Linked DNA regions of Homo sapiens: region 2 is linked to region 1. A link is a contact called in ENCODE Hi-C data. All regions are on one chromosome and are shown on one strand. Each heading gives the region's core, a stretch centred on a gene start or an enhancer-like site at or near the end of the contact. The rest is flanking DNA. Distances are from core to core; before and after follow the strand shown. Region 1 overlaps LINC01483 (long intergenic non-protein coding RNA 1483). Region 2 has its middle 21 kb from the start of LINC02003.

What was found. Hi-C counts contacts between places; a loop is a spot of excess contacts on that map.
Region 2: a loop to region 1 is called in a map of mammary epithelial cell, with 13 times the contacts of the local background. The contact joins two enhancer-like sites. A Hi-C loop is called at or near these places in 1 of 168 maps with a recorded cell type or tissue (mammary epithelial cell) and 1 of 37 single-sample maps with no recorded cell type.

Annotation. Positions count from the first base shown.
Region 1 is chr17:69,603,985-69,610,087 of GRCh38, forward strand. The region is part of intron 2 of LINC01483 (long intergenic non-protein coding RNA 1483); the gene reads left to right. Among named protein-coding and RNA genes, the nearest start is that of LINC01483, 13 kb to the left of the region's middle. RefSeq lists enhancers at 2,954-4,153, 3,229-3,498. Within about 2 kb of position 3,372, at least 17 of the 41 ENCODE cell types and tissues checked have a DNase peak (open chromatin) inside an H3K27ac peak, as active enhancers do; they include mammary epithelial cell, where a contact is called at or near this core.
Region 2 is chr17:72,360,361-72,366,837 of GRCh38, forward strand. No RefSeq gene overlaps it. Among named protein-coding and RNA genes, the nearest start is that of LINC02003, 21 kb to the left of the region's middle. Within about 2 kb of position 1,716, at least 3 of the 41 ENCODE cell types and tissues checked have a DNase peak (open chromatin) inside an H3K27ac peak, as active enhancers do; they include mammary epithelial cell, where a contact is called at or near this core.

The DNA.
Region 1 (6,103 bases), core at 2,122-4,621:
TCCCAGGGCAACTGTAACAAATGACCACAAATGTGGTGGCTTAAAAGGACACAAGGTGGGGAACATCACACACTGGGGCCTGTCATGGGGTGGGGGGAGGGGGGAGGGATAGCATTAGGAGATATACCTAATGTAAATGACGAGTTAATGGGTGCAGCACACCAAGATGACACATGTATACATATGTAACAAACCTGCACGTTTTGCACATGTACCCTAGGACTTAAAGTATAATGAAAAAAAAAAAAAAAAGAAAGAAATCTATTCTCTCACAGTTCTGGAGGCCAGAAGTCTGAAATCAAGGTGTTGGCAGGGCCACGCTTCCTCTAAAGGTGCTGGAGGAAGGTCCTTCCCTGCATCTTCCAGCTTCTGGTGGCTCCAGGTGATTTTTGGCTTGTGGCAGTACCATTTCTGTCTTTCTCTTGGTCTTCAATGGCCTCGTTCTCTGTGTCTGTGTTTTCTCCTCTTCTTATAAGGACATTGTCTTTGCACTTAGGACCACTCTAATCTACGATGATCTCATCTTGAGATTCTTAATTACATCTGCAAAGACCCTTTCCCCAAATAGGGTCCCCTCTATAGGTTCTGGGTAGACATATATTTTGTTGTGGGCCACCAATTAACCCAGTACATATAGTAACAAACATTTACCTTTGCTAATGGTTTATATTTAACAATAATTTTTTTAAAAAAATTCTCTGTTTTATCATTTATAAATTTCAAAAAGTTTAAAACTCTAACGTGTTTAATTCCAAATGTGACTTTGGCTGGGTCTCTCTCCTAAGCAGCACTTTAGTAGATTTTTCTCAGGCAGAATGCAAAAGGTCTACATCAGAGTAGAACTGGCCCTGTGATTAGCTATGCTAAATTGAAACCTTATGAAATATAGTGTGGTTACATTAAATGGCAGTTAGAATGTGGTCTACATTATTACAAATAAATGTTTTTCATTATATTTTACTGTCAGCAAATGCTGGTATAAAACTCATTGCCTTTCCTCATATGGCTACCTTGAAGGGAGTCAGAAAATACATTGGCATCTGAGATCTTCATGTGAATTATTTTGAGAATTCCAAAGACTCCAAACTCAATTCAAAGAAACATGATGGAAATTTCATGGGCTTTTAATTGGACTTTCATCTTTGCTTCCTTTGTCAGTAAAGAATGACTGTCCTGGAACTTGAGGTTGTTGCTAGACCCCCTTCTTAAAAAACAAACAAAAAAAACCTAAAGGTTCTATAGTTAAAGCCTCTTGGGAGGGGAAGAAGACTCACTCAGTACACAGAATGATAAAATTTTACTTGCCGAGGTAACATACATGACTTTGGACAGGTTTAAGCTCCTTTTTCATTGGAAGGAAGAGAACTTTTAGGCTTGCAGGTGCTATTTCTTTCTTCTTCCAATTTCTACAACTGGAAACTAGTCATTGTAGGGTTTTCCTTAAATAAGTCCAAGTCTACAGGAGGCAGCAGGGAGTCTATTCCACTGAAGCCTTCCTATGAGGATTGAACAGCTTCTAATTTCTTGATCATTCTAATCATCATAACCATCTGGAAGATTTCGTCATTAAACTAATAGTTGGTAATCATATTGTCCTGGCTTTCAAAATAAAACAAAACGATAAGGGCTTCTAGACAATCCAAGCAGGCTATTTGTCGAACTGCTCTATTTATCTGTGTCGATTTCATTTATATATTTCAAACACCCACTGCCTCTAAAGTATACCGAATCATGCCCTCAAGCAATTGGTCTCATCTACAAAGAATGAGCCTGACCCATGATTCTGTGCTCCTCTGTTTCTCACATTATAGTCATAAGTTAGCCCAAAGAGAGAAGCATATGATTCTTTGGATGAGATCTCTGTTATCTTTTAAGGAGATAAGAATCATAAACTCCATTCAAAGGTGACATCAGAACAATGAAGGACATTCTGAGACAGAGCGAATGACCTCATGACATTTTCCCTAGATTTTCTAACTTTTCTTCTGTTTAGTAATCAATCATTCACTGACTCTAAATGTATGGGAGGTAAAAGTTTTTCTTTACTTTCTTATATTCTGAGGGTGGGCCTGCAAGTTAAACTGACAAAGATAGATGAATGGAAGAAAATTGTACACATTGTATGTGATGTTAATATTCTTATGTGGGCAGGGTTTTCATAGAAAAGAGGTGAAAACCCCCCAAAAAGCAGGTAAACTGGAGGGCATCTATAACATTTTAGCAAAGGATGATAACCTGGGGAGAAGCGACTATGACAGAGGAAAGAGGGTTTGGGCTTCCAGGGGTGGTGAATGGTGGGAAGGTAAATTTATGAGGAAAAGCAATAATAAACAAGAGTTATTTACTAAAGTTTGCTTACACAGCACATCTTGGTGCTATCTCCATCTCCTGATAAGGGTTGTTCTCCTCTTTCTAATAGGGGAGGGTGGGGGACACCTTTGTTTAGCCTAAAGCTAAGGTTTCGCCATATACAGTGAACTGTAACTCAAGGGGCTGTGGAAATATAGACTGTAACCTATTCTTGAAACAAGTAGCCAAGTTTTAGCCAATCACAGCAGCTGAGTTTCAGCCAATCACAGGCAGCCAACTGTCTAAACTGCGTTTAAATAAGGCAGATGCTGAGCTGTAACCAATCCAGCTGTTTCTGTACCTCACTTCTATTTTTTGAACCTCACTTTCCATTTCCTGTCGATTAATGTTATCTGACCATGTGGCAGCCCAAGAGTCGCTGGGAACCTATTTTGCTTCTGGGAGCTGCTTGATTCATGAGCTTAATTAAATTGTTAAATCTAATTTGTCTAAAGTTTTTCTTTTAACACCTTCACGAGGGGAAGTTTATGCCCTGCTTTAAGCAGAGGGGGACGGCAGAGCTCTTCTGTGTCTGCTTTTTCTCAATTGCCCCCAGCTCAAAATAATTCTTATGCCGGCATATTTTGGGGTGACATATTCTGATCTCCTTCATTGGGAAGCAGTCCCTGAGTGTGAGCCTAGCAAAGACTCTCTTCTTAGAAATCCTCCCTAATTTGAAACATAGTGGTTAAAATTCAGAAGCTGGGTCTCTGTGCACGTTATCTAACTGCTTGGCACACAAAGGTTTGTCAAATAAAAGACAGGCAGGTGATGAATGCATTGAGAATTGTTGTCAATCCTACCTAAAGTTCCACAGACTTAGAGAACATGTCTTTCTACCTGACAACCATTCAGAGCAGTTTGGCTGTTCCAACTCGCGTCCTCAATTTCATCATTCAAAATCTGTGAGACCGATACTGAGCTCTCATGGAAGACTGGCTCATTTAATTGAACAATTTGGAAAACTGTTGAGTTGAGGAAATGTATACAGAAGCTAGGTGGCGCTGGCGGCCACAGGCTGCACAAGATAATCCTCTGCATGTCAGAACATGCCCTGTGCCCAAAGGACACAGCTGTGAAACCTTTCTGAAGAGTTTAGTATCAGATACAGGGAGAATGATTTGAAACAAAAGAGAAATACAGAAATTCCACAGCATCACTTTCAGACTGTCCAACATTACCCATTCCTTCTGACATAAACATGAAAACCCATAAAGCACAATTTGTATTTATCTATTTTCTAAATAAACTCCTCCTGGTCATTTGCTTTTTGAATATTCTGTTTGGTCTCTTTGGTTTTGCAATCACCACTGACTTGGAGCTCCACAGAAAAACCAGAAGTTCCAAAATAGCAATCGGAAGAGAACTTGGTTTCAGTCCCTTTTCCATTAATGCCTATTTTCCACAACCACATAACCTGTGCATTTGGAATATTTTCCCAATAGCACTGGCTTTCATAAGCTGTAGTGACTGTCAGGAAATAAAACTGCTTTGGTGGAAAGACCAGAATTATATAGCTGAGAACACAGGAATGTTAAACCAGCCTTCGAAGTCTTGCAGAATAGGAGAGAACAAAAGTGGGCTGTGTCAGTGAGGCAGGTTTAATAGAAATAGAACATTTATGAATTTCTAGTCACATCTTCTGACCAGATAATCTTCTACAGAGTCATTTAGCTTATGTATGGGAGATACGAATCTTACAAGTGGAAGATGACCATGCCTAAGTCAGAATATAATAGTCTGACAAAATTTTCTGCTTTATGTATGCTTATGGAACTTGTTTTATATATAGACATATCACATTTATATAGTCATTTAATAAATTTCATTCATTGAAAATAATACAAATGCATTACAATGAAAACAATCATTAGGTACGTACTTTTGGTTAATATTTCCAACTGTCCTGAAAGATGTGGTATAAATATATCTGTAATCCCTAGGGGTTTATTGCACAAGAAAAAAAGCAGAGCACACTGTTGATTTTTTTTTTTTTTGAGACATATTGGCTGGTAAAATGTTGATACTAATTAATTCTGAAGTGGAAACAGGCTTACAGGCTGGCAGACGGGTTATAAAATTTTTTTTTTTCCATTGGTCTCAGAATTGCTAGAATCTTTGTTTCAGCACCAGTAGCTCTGGTTTAGGTTAATATTTCTGCCTCCACTCAATACCATGTTATACACCCTCTTGCCTACTGTCAAAGGAGTTTGTTGAAGATAGTTTCTTTACCTGAGAAAGAATACCATTCTCCTTTACTCCTCTTTTACCATGTCTCCTCTTCTACCTGACCAGTGTACATATTTGTCAACTCTTTTTCCAACCTGTTAGCATGTTACTGATGGAGGGCTTCACGGAAGAAGCATGGAGTTGAGAATTTCAACTTTTACTTCTGTTACAGGAGTGGCCTTCAGCCTCACTTAGATAGAAAGGGCCACAATAAACTCAGAGGAGTAATAGGCTCAGAAATGGTGGACAACATACTCATCTTATTTATCACTGGGTTTCTGGCCCTTGATGCAGTACTTGGTATTTAGTCAGTGCTCCTTGCTAAGCTGCTTGTTTGTGTCTGCTTCCACATTCCAAAGATATGAGGATATGAGTTTGAATAGAGTATGAGATAGTTAACAAATATGAAACCAGTGGTATTGAGCACCAACAACATACAGAGCTGTATTAGAAACTGAGAATTGCAAAAAATGATATATTTGTCCATGTTTCCCAAGAGGTTACCTATTAATACATAACTACATATTTGTAAGAAGACATTATAGCATATTGCCTGTGAACCATCTGCCTCAGCTTCTAGTTGTTTCCTCTGATTCAGCTAGCCAAATGCCACAAGAAACCACAAAGCCAATTTGTGTTCTTGGATAACTGCGTGCAACACCCATTAGCTTTCTATGGGCAGGATTTGGCGCAGAGAACTCATCTGTTGCCAGTGCTCAAAAGAAAGTCAGGATTAAATAAACCTATTTCTGTATTCTTACAGGCGTGCCTATGAATCCATGAGGCTACAGTCACGATGGCATACTTGGCAAGCTCAGGGCACTGTTATCTTTTGAATTAATTTTGTGACCTGTTATAAATGCAAGTTCCCTTACTGTGTTTCAAAGGCTTTTTGCTCCCTATTCCAATGTCACAAGTTTTCTTCTATGACAAAGATCGTGTTAGCTTAATTTTTTTGCTACATTGTGATTTTTTTTGATATTGCATTATAGCTCCTTCCCCTTTTGGCATACATGCATTCATAGCTAAATTATGGAGTGACTGGGGTTTCCTTCCCTTGGCATGATTTACCTCTGGTCAGATTATTCCTTGTTGTGGGGGACTGTCTTGTGCATTGTAGGGTATTTAGTAGCATCCCTGGCCCTTGCCACTAGATGCCGCTAGAATTTCCTGCCCCTAAAATGTCTCCAGAATTTGCTAAATGTTGGGATAGGGAAGGATTGCCACCTGTCGAGGACCACTGATTTATATTAATGTAACTTTTCTGCATAAAACCATTAAATACCATTACTCAAGGGATATAAGCTGGCTAATGATTTTCTCTGCGGCATTTAGCAAAAAATCCATCTGGTGAAAATACCAGTGAAGAGGAACAGAAACAATTGTAAATCTTCAAAAATCATTCCTTGAGCAAGAAAATGCCTTGGGCTAGCCACTGCCTTCCCCATTCACCCTGACCCCCACCCCAAATACAACATTTTATTTTTAACCATCTAAGTAAGGCTGATGTTGCTGATGGATAACA
Region 2 (6,477 bases), core at 466-2,965, 2.8 Mb after region 1:
GCTGGCTCTCTGAGTCAGGCACCTCCCTGAGACAGATCTCTGCCACCCGCTCCCTCTCCACACAGTGCATAGAGTTTGCTCCCTCCCCTCCTCACTGCAAGGCTGCTGGGCACCTGCCCCGTGGGTATCTCTGTCACCCAGAAGACTCCTCTACCCCCCTGCCTACTGCACCCATGCAGGCTTCTGCACAGCCAGACCTGTTCTCTTGGAGTCTTGGACTTTGACCTGCCCCATCAAAGGACAGCAGCCAAGGTGACAAGCCCATCCCAGTTCAGATCCTCTGGCAGAGGTAGATACTGAGGCAAGAGACAGGCTAAAGGGAAAGCATAATATCCTCCAACCCCCCATCTCTGGGAACACTGTATCTGAGGTTTGTTTGGCCACCCAAGATGCTGGGCTCTGCCAGACCAGATAACCATTCCGGTTTGACAGGCACCCACGGCCCCCTGGTATGCGCCTTTGACCCACCAGATAGTTCTGTTTTCCTTTTCCTCTGAGATCCCCCGAGCTTCTGTTCCCCCCTTCTCACCTGGCTGGAGAGATGTCACCCAGCTAACATCTTCTAACCCTACAAGAGGCAAGTTACAGGATGCCCCAACATCATGATTTTTTTTTTTAGCTTTCAAAACCTTGGAAGTACTGCAGGGTGAACCATGGTTTGAGATACCTTGCAGCAGTGTTTCTCTGCCATTTCCCCCTGCAGCACATGTTTGTCTTTCTAAAATATTTCTTTTCCTTTTCTTTTTTTTTTTTTTTTTTTGACGGAATCTCACTCTGTCACCAGGCTGAAGTGCAGTGGCGCGATCTTGGCTCACTGCAACCTCCGCCTCCCGGGTTCAAGCGATTCTCCTGCCTCAGCCTCCCAAGTAGCTGGGACTACAGGCACACGCTACCATGCCCAGCTAATTGTTGTATTTTTAGTAGAGACGGGGTTTCACCATGTTGGCCAGGATAGTCTCGATCTCTTGACCTTGTGATCCGACCGCCTCGGCCTCCCAAACTGCTGGGATTACAGGTGTGAGCCACCACACTCAGCCTACAATATTTCTATTTCTGAGTTTGTAAACTCAGAAATCTGAGTTTAGGGCAACCAGGGCAACCAAATTACTCTCTGAAAACTAAAATCAGCTCAGGTTTGATCTCCTACCATGCACCAGGCTCTGCTGTAGGGAATGGGATCAGGCATAAGCAAGATCTACAGGGTTCCTGCTCTCAGGGAGTGTCCATTCCACCCCGGAAGGGTAGACATGGAGATGCATGGCTCAGATCCTTCAAAAAGGACTTGCTGCCTGACTGAGAGGAGCTTGACTGGCTGACAGCCACTGCACTGGTGTCTTCGAGGTCCTCGTCAGTTTTCAGGCTGAGGTCATGCTGTTCTTGAGGCAGCCCTAGCTAATGACTATGCAAGGTGGTGGCACAAGGGCCAACCCATTTCTACCCACATGGGACTTCTCCAATGGGCAGTCTCTGCTCCAAAGCTCCTGGAGACTGCCCAGGTTGCCTTCACGTTCTGATGGTTCCCCCTGCCCAATCCAGCTCCCTCCTCTTTTCCCTCATAGGTTGCTTATTCCCCCAATAAACCCATAACTCCATCTCTGCATTGGCTTCCTGGAAACCCAACTGGTATGCGGGGGACATACACACCAGCACGAGTGTCGGTAGTGACACATGCTATGGGAAAAGAACAGAGCCCCTGGACAGAGGCTGACTCACTACTAGAAGAGGGCCGGGTTCGCTAGATGTCAGGTGCACCCAGCCTCTGAGAAGGGCATGTGTGAGCTGAGACATGAGGAGGAGGAGCCAGCCATATTCAGAGGAGCCGGGAAAGGGCTCCAGGCAGTGTAGGAAGGAAGACTTGTATTGGAGGTCCATGAAGAAGCAACTGAATAGAGCACAGTGTTGAGAGATGAGAGAGGAAAAGGAGATGAGGCCAACAGGGCCAACAGAGTCTTGGATGTCCAGTTCTCCTCCAAGTGAACTTCGAGAACAGCAACGTGATCTGTGTGCAGCATGATCCCACAGACAAACCCAAATGTGATGAGGCAATAAAACATGGCAATAACATGTCATCGCCAGACTACTCACAGCTGATTAGCAAAAGCAGCTAACCTCATCCTGGCTGTGACCTCCATGAGACAGGCTAGGAGCAATGGGCAACTCTGGCCACTCGGAAAATCATCTTGGACTGCGAGGGAGTGAAAGGGATGTTGCTATGTTAGTACCTGCTCTGATTTGTTTTTAAAAAGTGAATCACTCCCAAACCTCAGGGTGTTATTCATAACCCGTCACTTGTTCTCCTGCGTGATGGTGACACATTTGCATGTCATGACAACCTGGATGAGCACTGCTTCCCTGGAGTAGGGGAGTAGGGGGGGTGGGAATGGGGGGAGGTGGTTGAGATGCCAGAGAGCCTTGCCCTAAATCAGTGGTTCTCAACTGGAGGCGATTTGGTTCCCCAGGGGTATTTGGCAACGTCTGAGGACATTTTTAGTTTTTACACTTGTGAGGCTGGGAATGCTACTGGCATCTAGTGGGTAGAGGTCAAGGGCATGGCTAAACATCCTACAGTGCACAGAACAACCCCTGCCCACAAAGAGTGATTCAGCTCCAAACGTCAACAGTGCTGCAATGAGCTTGAGAAACCCTGCCCTAAATCAAGAGCCAAATTGTTCCTCTCTGAACCAAGGGATGCTCTCAGACAGGGGTCTTTGGATGAGGGCACGCAGCAGAGTTTGATAAATACAACCAGTGGGGGCTTTCTCAGTGCGGTTCTGCAAATTGCAAACACAACATCTAAGTGTTTGCTCTTCCTTTCTTACTGTAGTTTAAATACCAAGAAACATTTCCCTAAAAGAATTTTAACCTCTAAGACTGCAGATGCTCCCACACTGGCATCTTCTAAGACCAGCTGATTGGGCCAACAGGGGTCCAGACCCAACCAGAGACAGGGGGATGGACAAGATGACCGCCCATACCCCCTGCACTTACCCCAAGGAGGTTCTCTCCAGCCAGGCATTTTAATTAATTTTAGTCCCTTTCAAGACCACAGTTATTATTGTAAAAACACCGATAATACTAAACACATGTGGAAAGCACAGCGCCGGCTGCAGCCCTGGAGACCTGGGGACGTGCTAAGTCATATGTCATCTGGGGTGGTGAGAAATCAGCAGGCCCCCTCCCCCTGCCCTCTGAGACCCCAACACCCTTCTCAGTAGGACTGCTCTCCTTCTGTCACCAGCCAAGCCCCCTTCCTAGCTCAGCTTCCCCACCCCTACCAAAACTCAAGTACCCTTCCCTCCCCACAGAAACAGCCAAGGTGGGTGGGGTGGCAGGCCTCTGGAAATCCTGGTTTAATGATTTTATTAGGAAAGAGGCGGGAAGAAAAGAAAAGGCACATTCTCTCATTTTGGAAGAATGCTTCATTATCTGCCTTTGCAGAGTGTGAAACACCTCACTGGGCTCTAACCAGCCCTGAATTATTGAGTGAGATGCTCAGGTGTCAGGCTTTCCTCTCCCCCATCCCCCTGGGCCACCCCACTGGTTGCTGGAGGGTGTCTCAATTCCACCTTCAGGTGAAGGCTGGGAAAATCCAACAGCTACAGAGCTGCATGGGCATTGTCCTCCCAGAACCATGACCTCTTTCGGGAGCTATTGCCTGAAAACAGTCCCCTTGGCATGTGTCTAGTTCCATCTTCACTTGTGTAAGACCATTTCTCCTGCATTCTTGGCCTCACATCTGATTCCCAGGTGCCTTTTGCCTCGTGAAACACCTCACTCCTATTTTAGAGGTTAGAAAGTTCCTTCTTAGCCAAAACGGAGCTAAAGACGCTGACATTTGGGTAGTTCTCTGTGACTGATTGAGAAGTATGAAAAATCTTCCACTTCCACAGCCCTGCTTGTTTTCATTCCTTGAAGATGACAGAGTAGATATTGTTATTCCCATTTTACAGATGGAAAAGGCAAAATGCAGAGGGGTTAAGTGGCCCTTCCAATGGCACACAGCAATTACAAAGCAGAGATGGAGGGAACACGGGGCTCCTCAACAACAGTCTCCCTGTAACTGTGGACTGATCTGCCCCATGCCAGATAATCCCCAGCCTCTTTTAAGAGTGCCGTTTACGGACATTCTCTCCAAACCCCGGGGTTCCCGTGGCCCCTGGAACAGACAGGAAGGTCTGGTTGCTGTGTTCCAGATCACAGCCTCCATCTTCAGTTTCCATAACACCAGCTTCAGTGTTGGTCCCTCCCCAGGGTCAGATACCACCTCTCTCACTGGGTCCTCCCCTGGCTCCACCTCTCCATATGAACATCTAGCCTCTTCCTGCCACCACTCTTCCCTGCAAGAATCCCTGCAGTCACATACACCCCCCACCCTAAACTAGGCATGGAAGTTCAGGCCAAACTAGGAATTCATCATCTACGGAAAAAAGAAAAAAAAAATCTTATTTCTGCCCCAGTTGTGGGGAGCTTGGACAGTGCGGCAGCTCACCTTCCAAAGACCTAAGTGACAAGTTTCTTGAGGACAGCCCCTTAAGCAGAGAAAAACAAAAATCCAAAAAAAAAAAAAATGAACACATATTGACACTGTTGTATGTTGTATGATAAACTCATTTAATCATCACAAAGACTCCACGAAGCAGGTGCTGGTATTATAACCTTTTCATATATAGGGAAACTGAGGCACAGAGCAGCCAAGTAACTTGCTCAAGGTCATATAACTAGCAAGTGAGGGAGGTCTGATTAGACCATTGAAAACAAAACCAAAAACTATCACTGGAGGGGGTGTTTAGGGAGGGGTTATAACTGCCCAGTAGTAGCCATTTTCCCAATAATCTTTCCAGGAGGATAAAATCACCATTCTACTCTCTTTAGTGCCCAGTAGTTGTGAGACCAAGGCAGTATCTCAGTGGATTAGCTGGGCACGGTGGCTCACGCCTGTAATCCCAGCACTTTGGGAGGCCAAGATGGGTGGATCACAAGTCAGGAGATCGAGACCATCCTGGCTAACACCGTGAAACCTCGTCTCTACCAAAAATACAAAAAAATTAGCCGGGCGTGGTGGCGAGTGCCTGTAGTCTCAGCTACTCGGGAGGCTGAGAGAGGAGAATGGCATGAACCCAGGAGGCGGAGCTTGCAGTGAGCCGAGGTCACACCACTGCACTCCAGCCTGGGCAACAGAGCAAGACTCTGTCTCAAAAAAAAAAAAAAAGTCTGCCACATATATAATTAGTTTATATAATTAGTACTTAACTATCCATCTTCCTTGGGTTTTCTTTTCCACCACTGTATGAGAGTCATTCCTGCCAGCTGCCATGACAAAATCCCAGTGGTTTCACACAATAAAGGTTTATTTTTTCATTCTTGTCTCAGTCTAAGTGGCTATTTGGGAGGGAGCCTTCCAAGTGGGATTCCAAATGATTCAAGGTGCCCCGTTCCATCCATCTTGTCCTGTCAGACTCTCAGGAAAAGGGCAGCATGAAGCATCACTGGAAACAGAGTGGACCGGCTCTGCCCATATTCCATCAGCCAGAAGCTAGTCCAATGGTCCGAGCTAACCCCAGGAGAGGCTGGGGAATGCCGACTTCCAGCATGCCCAGGAAGAGAATATGCAATGCTGAGCATCCAGCTGGTCTCCACCAGACCAGTTAATCCACTTCAATGTCTCCAACTGCTCCTCCATGACATGCCCCCAGGGGTCATGCTTGTTCTCCCCAAACGTGATGCTCAGGAGGACTAAACCTACCCTCTAGACATGGCCTGCTCATGCCAGAAGACCCAGCAACATCACCTCCCTGGATCTGGACACCACATGTCTATGAAGACAGCCTACATATATTTTAGCATTTTTAGCAACAGTCACACTGTTGGATCGTATTATGCTTGTGGTCAACTAAAACTTCCAGATTTCTTTCTTGTGAACTGCTGCCAACGGAGGGCTCTCTAATCTAGTTCTTGTGCTTCTGAATTTGAAACCACATGAAACTGAACAACAGTTGTTGAAAGTCTTCCCTCTTGCTGGGTTTGGCTGGGCATTTGGGTCTGCAGAGATTATCAGGGATCCTGATGTTACATCCATCGTATCAGCTTCGCTCCTAGCCCAGTGGCATCTTTGGCCTTTCCAGATCTTTGGGCAAGTCACCGATACAGATTTAGACCAGGATGAAGGCTGATAGCACAACTACGATTTGAAATGAGCCTTTGATTGATACCTTGGGTATGGTTGTTTAGCCCTCTGGGAATCTGTCGAACAAGACCATTTACCAGCTCACATTTACTCTGTTAACCAGATGATAAAGTCAAGTAAAACCTCATTCATTTAGTGCTTACTCTTTGAAAGCATCTAATTTCCCCCAATATATCATTCTTGTTGAACTCAATATGCTATAAACCCTAACTAATCCATGGTCATAGCAACGTATCTGAAGTCATACAGTTTATTATTAACAGAACACAAGCTGGAATGTAGATGTCCTGAAT